Regions from separate parts of the Homo sapiens genome. Here all the other regions are linked to region 1. The links are chromatin contacts, found by Hi-C or POLR2A ChIA-PET in ENCODE. All regions are on one chromosome and are shown on one strand. The core of a region is the stretch at or near the end of the contact, and the rest is flanking DNA. Distances in the headings are between cores, read along the strand shown.

Region 1 (3,652 bases), core at 631-3,130:
GTTTAAAACTTACGAATTGTTTGTTTCTGGAATTTTCTATTTAATATTTTCAGGACACAGTTGACTGCTGGTAACTGAAACTGCAAAAAGAAAAACCTTGGATAAGAGGGGACTGCTGTATAAAGTACGAGAAAAGATGTTTAATACCACAAGCCATTAAGGTAATGTGAATTTAAACAACAGTGAGCTACAACCACACACCTATCAGAATGTCCAAAATAAGGGCAGGCGTGGTGGCTCACACCTGTAATCCCAGCACTTTGGGAGGCCGAGGCAGGTGGATCAGCTGATGTCAGGAGTTCAAAACCAGCCTGGCCAAGAAGGTGAAACCCTATCTCTACTAAAAATAGAAAAAGAAAAAAAAATAGCTGGGCGTGGTGGCGCACGCCTGTAATCCCAGCTACTCTGGAGGCTAAGGCAGGAGAATTGCTTGAACGCGGGAGGCAGAGGTTGCAGTGAGCCAAGATCGCACCACTGCACTCCAGCCTGGGCAACAGAGAGACTCCGTCAAAAAAAAAGAATGTCCAAAATAAATACTGACAACACAGAGTGTTGACAAGGATGCTGAGTAAGTAGAATTCACATACATGATGGCTGGAATTGGAAAATGCTACAGCAACTCTGGATAATAGCTTGGCAGTTTCCTTATAAAGTGAAACATACATCTACGCTATAACTCCACAAGGCCGATCCTGAGTATTTACCCCAGGAAAATGAAAATGTATGTTCACATGAAACTGATAAACAAAACTTCAGAGTAGCTTTTTTTTTTTTTTTTTTTTTTTTTTTACACAGTAGCTTCAAACTGAAAATAACTTGAATGTCCCTCAATGAGTGAAAGGGTAAATAAACTGTGATACCACATATGATGGAACACTATTCAGTCATAAAAAAGAACAACTTAGATAACTCTGTGCTGAGTAAGAGATGCCAGTTTCAAAAGACAAAAGCACAATGGTGGAGAAGAGATTAGTGATTGCCAGGGATTATGGTGGAGGGAGGGGTGAATATAAAGGGACAGCATGGGGAAGCTTTGGGGGGTTATGGCACTGTTTCGTATCCTCTTTGTGGTGGTTACACAAATCTATACATATGTGGAAATCCATAGAGCTGTACATCAAAGAAAAAAGTCAACTTTACTATAGGATAATTTGGAAAATAATTTTTTTAAAGGCCAATGCATTCCTATTTGACTTTTCTATTCACAGTTTGTTGTCAATCTCTTCTTTACTGAACTGATGACATCCTGTTTTCACTAACACTGCTTGCCTGGCGGGGAGATATGAGGCATGTGTGAGGCATTGCAGATACAAAGATGAGTCAGGCAGAGGCTCATGCACAGGGCTCACCACCTGGGCAAGGAAATGAGACAGGGAAGTGAAGAGACGTCAACAATTTATGCTACAGAAATTCAAGGGGTGAGAAATCCCTGATCACTATGGGAAGTGTAAGCACAAAGCGTGTTTTCTTAACTCAACCAAGAAGGAATAATTGGTTCTGTTTACTGTTTCCTTACCAAATATATTTTTTGGTAATTTTGAAGACTCCCTTGCTTTGACCAAAAAATATTAAATTTAAAAATCTCATTAGTTGATAGGAACAGTGCCTGCTGGGTTGTAAATTTATTGAAACATGGCCTGTCCTAACCAGCACTCTGACACATAGAAGTCCCGTCACTCATTATATAAATCCATTTATTAAATAAATGGATGAAAGATAACATCATGAGCACAATATTTGAATCATTGCTAGTCATTGCGGTATTATTTTGTATTTAGTTGTCATATTCATCAGTATAGCTTCTGTCATAGTCATTTGGAGATGAAACATATTTTAATTAATATGTGCCCACTTCATTCTGAGGCTCTGTAGGTGGCACTCCCCAGGGGAAAGTCCCTAAAAGTGAGTCACCGTGATTATTCATGTCCTGTGGCATCAGTCTTTGAAACCAATATCTACAGGAAATAAATACCAGGAATGTGAATGCAGATGCCTTGAGAAGACCACTAATCCTGCTATGATAAGTAACTGGGCAGTTATTCAAGTGGGGTGTTTTTAGTGCCATGGAAACAGACAGAGTCGGTGTTTTCCAAGGGAAAGTGTTTTAAATCCAGAGTCCTGCCTAATCTGGATATAAATATGCTGACTGTTATGAATCTAGCTTCCTAAACCAAGCCCTACCTTAATTTCCTCATATGTGAGGTAAAGGTCACCCACCACAGTCTGGTGTGAATTCATGGCAATTAAGGTTCTTACTTAGAAGAAGTCATTATTTTTATTCCCATCTGGGCAGAAGTCAAGTTCAAAGTCAGAGTTGTATCAGGGTTCAGCTTCTGTGATCAGTCAGACCATTTATGTTTAGAAGTGAGTTTTCTAAAGTAAGTGCTAAGTATTTTAGGCAAAGAAACCCAGCTGTGAAAATACTGCTAACATTTGTACAGTTGTTTTATATGTGGATTTATTTTTACTTGCACTTACTTTAGTGCGATTCTTTGCAGAGAAGTTCCTCTTCCCCTCCTCTCCTTCCCCGTCACTGCCTCTGGCTGCCTCTCGTGGGTCATTTGAGAAATGACAGTCTCTCTCTAATCCTTATGGGTCACAAGTGTTCTGCATCATGGCACACCCTTGACTAATTAGCATTAATAAGTGATGCTGGGAGAAAGAACCCTGGAGAAAAAGCAGAAGGCTTGTTTTTGCCAAATTGGAATTGACCCAGCTAGCAAAATTTTCCAGCGTACTTTCTTACTCTCTTGCCTCTTGTGTGTTCTTGCTGCCTAAACATACGTTTCTGACATGAGGTCTTGGACAGCCCATGAAATACACTGCCCTGCATACCTTTTGTTCCAGGGGGCATGGGGACTTTATTTATTTAATAAACTTTTCCTAAACTGTTTACTGTGTGCAGGCCATAAGGGATAATAAGACATCATTTCTGCCTCCTACCTTTTTATGTTGTTTTAGCACAGATATGGCAAAGATATATCTAACTATATATTAGTTATTGAGCACCTACTGTGTGAAAGGCATTGGGCTAGGTACAAATAGAAGAGCCTTGCAGAATAAACAGGACTTCAATAGGCAGGGAACCAAAATAGGACAGGCCAGGTAGGCTGCGCAGTAAAAGGAAAAGCTCAAAGGCAGGAAAGTAAAAGTCCAATTAGAGGGCTCTGCGTAGGGAATCCAAAGCAAAAGGGCTTAGTGGGAACTTCTGGGTCTATAACCAAAAGCAGGGTTTCAAAGAGATATTTACTTCATCCATGTTCATAGCAGCCATATTCATAATAGCCAAAACAAGGAAGCAACCCAAATGTCCATCAGTGGACGAAAGGATAAACAAAATAGCCTTAAAAAGGAAGAAAATCCTGCCATACACTACAACATGGATAAGCCTTGAGGACAGGATGCTAATGAAATGAGCTACTCATCAAAAGAAAATACTGCATGATTCCACTTACATGATATAGTTGAGAAATCACAGTCATAGAAACAGAATATAGAATGGTGTTTTTCAGGGGCTGTAGGGGAGGAGAGAAAGAGGAGTCATTGTTTAATGGGTATAGAATTTTAGTTTTACAGGACAAAAATTTATGGACATGGATGGGGTGATGGATGTGCATTATGAATGTATTTAGTAACACTAAACTGTACACTT
Region 2 (3,652 bases), core at 337-2,836, 230 kb after region 1:
TTTACACTCTCACCAGCAATATACGAGACATCTAAATAGTTCCAAATCCATGTCAACACTTGAGAGTGTAAGTCTTTTTAATTTTAGTCATTTTAATGAATTTATAGAGGTATTTCAATGTGATTTGAATTTGCCTTTTCTGAGTAACAAATAATGTAAAACATCTCTTTAGGTAAAGATTGATTGCCCATTTGTATTGTTTGTTTGTTTGTTTGTTTTGAGACCAAGGTCTCACTCTGTCCCCCAGGATGGAGTACAGTGGCGCAACCATGGCTCACTGCTGCCTCGACCTCCCTGGACGCATGTGATTCTTCCAGCTCAGCCTCACAAGTAGCTGAGACTACAGGTGCATGCCTGTACACCTGGCTACTTTTTGTGTTTTTTGTAGAGATGGGGTCTCCCTATGTTGCCCATGCTGGTCTCAAACTCCTGGGATCAAGTGATCCTCCTGCCTCGGTCTCCCAAAGTGCTGGGATTCCAGGTGTAAGCCACTGCACCCAGCCAATGTTGTCCATTTGGATGATATCTTTTTTGAAATATGCACTCACATCTTTTACTGGGTAAATATTGAGTTATCTTGTTGATGCATTGAAAGAGTTATTTATATATTTTGGATATGAGATATTCATTTTTTCACTATGAGATATTCTCATGAGATATTATTCATTATGAGATATTTCACTATATTCATTATAGAATGATGAATATTCACAAGTTGACTTTTGCCTCCCAGTTTGACATTTGCCTTTTTATTTTCCTGTTTTCCAAAGAACAAGTTTTTAATTTTTACGAAGTTCAGTTTTTCAATTTTGTCCTGTTTTCTTCTAGAAATGTTATAATTTTAGTTCTGATGTTTAAGTCTATAATCTGTTTTGACTTAAATTTTGTATGTATTTACAATAAGTGTTAAAGTTCCTTCCCACACTCACTCCCAATATGAGTATCCAGCTGTTCCCACACAATTTATTGAAAAGACTATCTTTCCCCCATCGAATTACTTTGGTACCTCTGTCAAAAACCGCTTGTCTATATTTACTTTTATTTAAAGAGTCTGTAATTTTTATGTGGCAAGTACTTTGGTTTTTTTCAATATTGGTGTTTAAGATCTATCAGGACAGGACAGAGGAGGCTTTATTCTATGGCTAGCTTAAGCCCTGCTCTCAAGGCCAACCATTTTGGAGTTTCTAACAAATGTTCCAGGTATTCAATAATGTCTGTCTTCACTCTGGCTGTTTGGAAATGGAATATCCTCCTACTCTCTATGAACTCTGTGAATTATTTAACTTACAGCTCTTTAGTAGTTTTTCTTATCCTGGCCTCATAGAGTTTTATTGGATGCAAGCTCAGCTTATTCAGGCAAAGACTCAAGGGGATTCCTGGGCAAATGTTTGGAGTTATTTTTCTTAAAAATTCCCTCTTCTCTGCAACCCAGCCCTTCCAACTTGAGCTGCCTCGGTCTCCCTGAATTTGGTTTTACGTCTCCTCACTCAGTGAGAGTGTTATGCTCTGCTTGTTCCCCCACTGTGCATGCTAGTTCAGAAAAGGTTCCCATGCAGAAACCTCAGGTAATTATGGGACTTGCCTTGTTAGTTTCCCTTATCTTATGAGTCACAGTCCTGCAGTTCCTATTGCTCAAGATCTGAACATGATGTGTCATGTGCTTTGTCCCATATTCTAGTTGTTTACAGCAAAAGAGCAAATCTAATATCAGTTATTCCATAGTGGCTATAAGTGGAAGATTTTGGAAACAGTGCTTCTTGAATTGTTTCATGTCTCCGCACTGTCAGACATACAAATTACTGATAGCCTTGTTGGAAGGATTGAATGGTAAGCATGCTTTATAAATTAGAAATAGTAAATTGCTCTGGAGAGATCTGAAGTTCCATCTCCATCAGAACTATTTGCTTACACTCTAAGAGTGATAAAAACCTAGAGACACCTTCCTTTCCTCTCCCCAGAGAGGATCTGTTTACATTTCAGAGCAGCAAGATCTCTTTCATTCTCCCCTCCCTTCAGGGCAGGTAAGACACATGTGCCAGCCATCTTATAGAAGCTTCAAGCATCATAAATAATCAATCAAGTATCAATAATCAATATCAAATTTACCTACTTGTGCAGCGGTTGCTTCATAGGAGAGAAAACTAACATTAGTTTTCTCTCCTATGAAGCAACCGCTGCACAAGTAGGTAAATTTGGCTCCCACTATGTTACCCGCGAAACAAGAATTGGGACATGGGGAACTAGTGCTGCTAAGATTCTCTGAGTGAATGATCTGTTTCTGACCCAGAGACCTGTGTTGTCAGAAAAAAATAGATAAGTAAATATAGGGAGATTTTTTTAAAGACTCTTTTAAAGTCTCTCGTGATTGTAAACTTAATCCATGCTCATATTTAAAATCTTTAAAATAAAAATCAAAAATTATGAAAAGAAAACACTGTAAACATTTTGACATGTCTCTGAGGAGGAAAAACATAAAGAGAAGATGAGGAAAAAAAGGGGAAAATGTTTAAACTGTGTTAATAGTTTTTTTAAATTTAGCATTATGTTGTGAGCTATTTTCTCTGTTGCTGAATACTCTTTGAAGCCTGGCATTTAATAATTGAATAATCTTCTATTCACTAGATCTCCTTTGGTTTATTTAAATATTCACCTATCACTTGACATTTAAGTCATTTCAAGCCTCATTTATTATAAAGAATGTGACTTGCATGTAAGTTTTTAGCTACATCTGTGATTAAATCATATTCTTGAGATACAAACACACAGGTGAAAATTTTAGGTCAAATGGAATGAACTTCTTAAGGAGTTAGAAATGTCATTCATATGACCAAATTCTTTGGCAGGTTTTGAGATGGGCTTCTGTTTTATTTTGAGGAGAAGCTTCTGCCTGCTTTTTGATAGCCAACAGACAAAACTTGCATGTCAAGAACCTACAGAGAAGGATGAACCGACTTGTCCTGGCTATCAACAATCTGCAGGAACCTCTGAGCACCTACCTCCCTCCCCATTCAAATAGTTTGCACATTTTGCACTCTTGGAGAAAAAGAAATTTTCTTTGTTTTCTTGGTTTCCTTATTTTGTTGTTGTTATTTTGTTTTCAACTACAATATTTAATCAAAATTATACATTCAAGGTGAAGATCCATATGCCTTAATAACAGTGATACAGAATTAAAGTCTCACCAGAAATGCTGTTTGAAAACGAGTGGACTTTTCTTTAAGATTTATAATTTGGGGATGCTCTCTTGCATAAGATTACAAGTTCAGATTTTGTAGACAGATCCTTGGTCAATTGACTAGGCTGTCCCTGGTCTTTCTGCACACTGGACATGCTTCGGCCAATGGTTCTCACTATTCTTACTAATGTTAGACCCAACATTATGGCAGGAGTAATAGATCAGTAAGAGGAAGCATAGGGACAGCTTTGAGGTCAATTACCAGAGATATTGTTTAATTTACTCTCATCTCTGACTCAAATCCAGAAAAATATTTACATATCCCTTCCTAAGCCCAAACTCTCATCAGACACAGATAAATGTTAGTCATATGGAAGGGGAATTACTGGGAGAACAAAAGCTCTGTCTTTGGCTTCTCACACCTGTTGGCACTTTCTGTGTGATAAGAACCATGCTAGCATGTGGGAAACAGTGATT
Region 3 (3,652 bases), core at 820-3,319, 210 kb before region 1:
AAACCCTGTAGTGACACCATTCATTGTGGCTTGTTTACTTTACTCCCCTTCGCAGCAGTCAGCCCGGCAGGAGGTCTCTAAAACACTCCGTTGAATGATGGGATGCAAACCTCTCTCCACAGTTGAGGCTCTCTGCTTCTCCTGCTACCTCACACAGGCGCAGGTGGTTTCACTTTGGGGGGCACTTAGGAAGGGATATTTATAGCTCACTCTTCCTCTTCCTCCTCCTCCTAGCAAGCAGTCAAAATAATAAAATTAAGCTTGTGGTAGAAAGCGTTGGAGAGGGTTGCTAGAAAGAGAGGGACAGAGACGGAGGATTCAGAGGCTCTTGATTGGAAAGGACCAGCATTTTCCAATAAGTCAAAATAACAGCAAAGTCTGAGCTCCTGGCTGCACTGGTTGGGAGACAAGAATCCCTTTGCTTAATCCGACTTATGTGGCTTACTACCTACATGACCTTGGGCATGTTATTTAACCTATCCGTGCCTCAGTTTCCCTTTCTGCAATATGAGGATAATAAGGCCTATCTCACAGAGTTGTTGCAAGGATTAAATTAGCTAACACGTGAAATGTTTAGAACTGTCTCTAGCACATAGTAAGCACTACACGACTCTTGGCAAACGTCATTAATTTTATATGGATTAATTCATTGTCCTTTTTCTACCTGCCTCATCCATCTACTGACTTCAGGTAAGCATACTCTTCTTCTTTTTTTTCTTTTTTTTTTGAGGCAGAGTCTCGCTCTGTCGACCAGGCTGGAGTGCAGGGGCGCAATCTCGGCTCCCTGCAAGCTCCGCCTCCCGGGTTGACGCCATTCTCCTGCCTCAGCCTCCAGAGTAGCTGGGACTACAGGCGCCCGCCACCACGCCCGGCTAATTTTTTGTATTTTTTAGTAGAGGCGGGGTTTCACCGTGTTAGCCAGGATGGTCTCGATATCCTGACCTTGTGATCCGCCCGCCTCGGCCTCCCGTAGTGCTGGGATTACAGGCATGAGCCACCACGCCTGGCCTCCAGGTAAGCATACTCTTAATTTGAACTCTGCAATAACCTGTATGAGGGAAGCAGGGCAAGTGTAATTACCATCCTTTTACAGATGAGAAACTATGGATAAATTCTTACACAGTCCTGATTCTTACTTATATACCTATATTTTCTCTTTATTTCTCCTATTCACTTTAGCACTTTCTACTAGGTAAAAGTAGTAGATTATAGATAGATTTATATATAAAAATTGATCTAGCCACCTGTAATCTACTACTTTTTATAGTATATACTATATATAAATAAGTATAATATATAATCTACTACTTTTACCTAGTAGAAAGTTATATATATATAAAATTTGTTGTATACCAACTATATACCAGAAACTGTTGTCAGTGCTAGATATAGAAAGGTGAATGAGAAACATAAAGTCTTTGCTGTCTTGGAGTTTATAACTTCCTCTTATCTCATCTGTTAGAATCTAAGCTCCTGGCAGGGAGGAAATATGTCTAATTTATCCTTATGTCTATCAGAGTTTTCTAGCACAAAGTTTTGCTCATAGTAAGTATTCAAACAGTTGTTGCTACAAAAGTTATAGCTCACATTTGAGTGCATACTAATGTCAGACACTGTGTTGTTTTACATTATTATCTTGCAAATCCTACAGTAACAATCCTCTGAAATTGGTATTTTTAGTAGTCTTATTTTATGATGGAGAAACCAATATTGGAGATTTGCCTAGGTTCGCTCAAATAGTAAGTTGTTACAAAACTCAGTCCAGCCTTGCTTGACTCAAAATGTCATGCCTTTTGTCCTTGGAAATAAAGTTGAGATGAATAAGCTTTACTAAGTTATCTTAATAGGTAGGCTAATGGAATCCCAAAGTAGTTAAACAAGCTACTGAAATTGGCATACCTCCTTACTCCTCTCTGACCTTTTTTGCTGAACTCTTTATACTCACCCAAAGAATAAAATTTCCTACATGGGCTAGGGCATTGACCTCAGGGTTTCCTTGTTTCCCTGGCATCTATGTTTGGTAGTAAATTTATGCTCTCTTGTGTTCTGTTGGCAAGGAAGCAGCTATCTAAATACTGGGCTGTTGCCACAGCCCTGGGAAATAGAAACATTGGTCATTCTACTTGCCACACAGCCTAAAACATGCAGCCTATTTTTGGCATATGCAGAGTAAGGTATGCAGAGTAAGGCAATAATTAAACAGTAGTTTGCTTAGTGAATACGTTACAGGCCTAGGTTCTGTGAAGGCAATATGGAGTTTAAAATATTTATTTTATTTGTTTATCAATTGATGTATATGGTCCTACCTAAGTATACAGGACTTGTTTTAGTGTCTTCAGTTCACCAGAAAGATGAGTAATCTTAATTTCTACATCTAAATTTTATGGTGTTCTTTCAAAACAAATCAACCTCCTGGATAAATGTAGGGATTATTTTTTAAATGAAAAACTGAAAAGATAATTTTCATCTCTATATCTCCTTATCACAGCAAAAGGGCATGATTCAGTGATTTGTTAGTCTATCATTTAAGGAATGGCCATTGGCAAATACTAAAGACAATTTTTTTTGCATGGTTTGTGGAATCAGCCTCAGTACTTTACTCTCACTCACTCACATATTTAAAAATTAAAAAAAAAAATTAAAAACCTTCTTGCCACAGAGAAATAAAGGGTAGCCACAACAGATCAGCAGCTTAGAAATGGAAATATTTTAATTAATTAATTCATTAAGTAAGTACTTATTAAGCCTCTGTCTAGCACAGAATTAAACTAGCAGATGAACACTGGCTCTAAATATAAGAAGGTCATTCATTAATTCACAACTGCAAGTACCTTATGTTAAAATTCACATGTCAGGCTGCTTGGGTGATATTTTTAATTGATTCTATTAAGAAAATGGTAGAGAACTTCAGCTTATGACCATATTTTGATTAGGATACACAAAAATCCTCTTTTAGAAACACCTAGAAATATAGACAATATATTTAAATATTTAATATAACAAACATTGTATCAAGTGTATATTCAATATTACAGGAAGGAAAGAAAATTTTCTAGAAAAATAAAAACATAAATAATAAAATCAATAGCAAGAGAGTGAGCATGTGAGCTCTAGTCACCTTGGTTGTGGGGGAAGATTGATTTTCGACATCTAAGGGTTTTAAAACTAAAGAGGGAACAGACAGACGCACGCAACAACAAATTAAGAAATGTCTTCCTAAAAAAATACTTTTGTTCATGTGTAATTATAGTTCAAAAAGTTTTTTTTTTAACTACCAGTGTGGCCCAGACTAAGATATCAACATAAAACAGCCCTGGGTTAGTGATATAATTAGATTGACTGGCAGAAGGTAAAATACCTCTTTGGAGAGATGTGTTCTCAATCTAGGCTATGTAAGAGTTCTATAATAATCTCTGATGAAGATCAGCTCACAATGAAGAATTACGAAACCCGTAAGAAATTATCTAAAAGCAAGAACCATTTTTTTTTAATAGAAGAATTAAGCTACAAAGATATTCAAATAACCAAGCTATCTTTTAGAGATTACAAAATAAGTATGTTTGAGATGATGAAAGACATTGAGAGGATTAAAAACATAAACAAAATGTTATCAGCATAGGCAGATTCTTAAAAGAACCAAATAAAACTTCCA

What was found. Hi-C counts contacts between places; a loop is a spot of excess contacts on that map. ChIA-PET counts read pairs that join two places held with the same protein, here RNA polymerase II (POLR2A). Pooled maps may share reads with other maps.
Region 2: a pooled map shows a loop between it and region 1 (5-fold over the local background). The contact joins two enhancer-like sites. A Hi-C loop is called at or near these places in 3 of 50 pooled maps. POLR2A ChIA-PET finds 5 or more read pairs at or near these places in 3 of 52 experiments (AG04450, GM12878 and PC-9).
Region 3: a map of Calu3 shows a loop between it and region 1 (2.7-fold over the local background). The contact joins two enhancer-like sites. A Hi-C loop is called at or near these places in 3 of 168 maps with a recorded cell type or tissue (Calu3, ascending aorta and sigmoid colon) and 2 of 50 pooled maps. POLR2A ChIA-PET finds 5 or more read pairs at or near these places in 1 of 52 experiments (MCF 10A).

What each region holds. Positions count from the first base shown.
Region 1 is chr1:221,438,236-221,441,887 of GRCh38, forward strand. The region is part of intron 3 of LOC105372932 (a long non-coding RNA gene); the gene reads left to right. Among named protein-coding and RNA genes, the nearest start is that of LINC02817, 100 kb to the left of the region's middle. RefSeq lists an enhancer at 1,469-2,668. Within about 2 kb of position 1,881, at least 8 of the 41 ENCODE cell types and tissues checked have a DNase peak (open chromatin) inside an H3K27ac peak, as active enhancers do; they include PC-9, where a contact is called at or near this core.
Region 2 is chr1:221,666,090-221,669,741 of GRCh38, forward strand. No RefSeq gene overlaps it. Among named protein-coding and RNA genes, the nearest start is that of DUSP10, 74 kb to the right of the region's middle. Within about 2 kb of position 1,587, at least 4 of the 41 ENCODE cell types and tissues checked have a DNase peak (open chromatin) inside an H3K27ac peak, as active enhancers do; they include PC-9, where a contact is called at or near this core.
Region 3 is chr1:221,228,747-221,232,398 of GRCh38, forward strand. No RefSeq gene overlaps it. Among named protein-coding and RNA genes, the nearest start is that of LINC02817, 110 kb to the right of the region's middle. Within about 2 kb of position 2,070, at least 2 of the 41 ENCODE cell types and tissues checked have a DNase peak (open chromatin) inside an H3K27ac peak, as active enhancers do.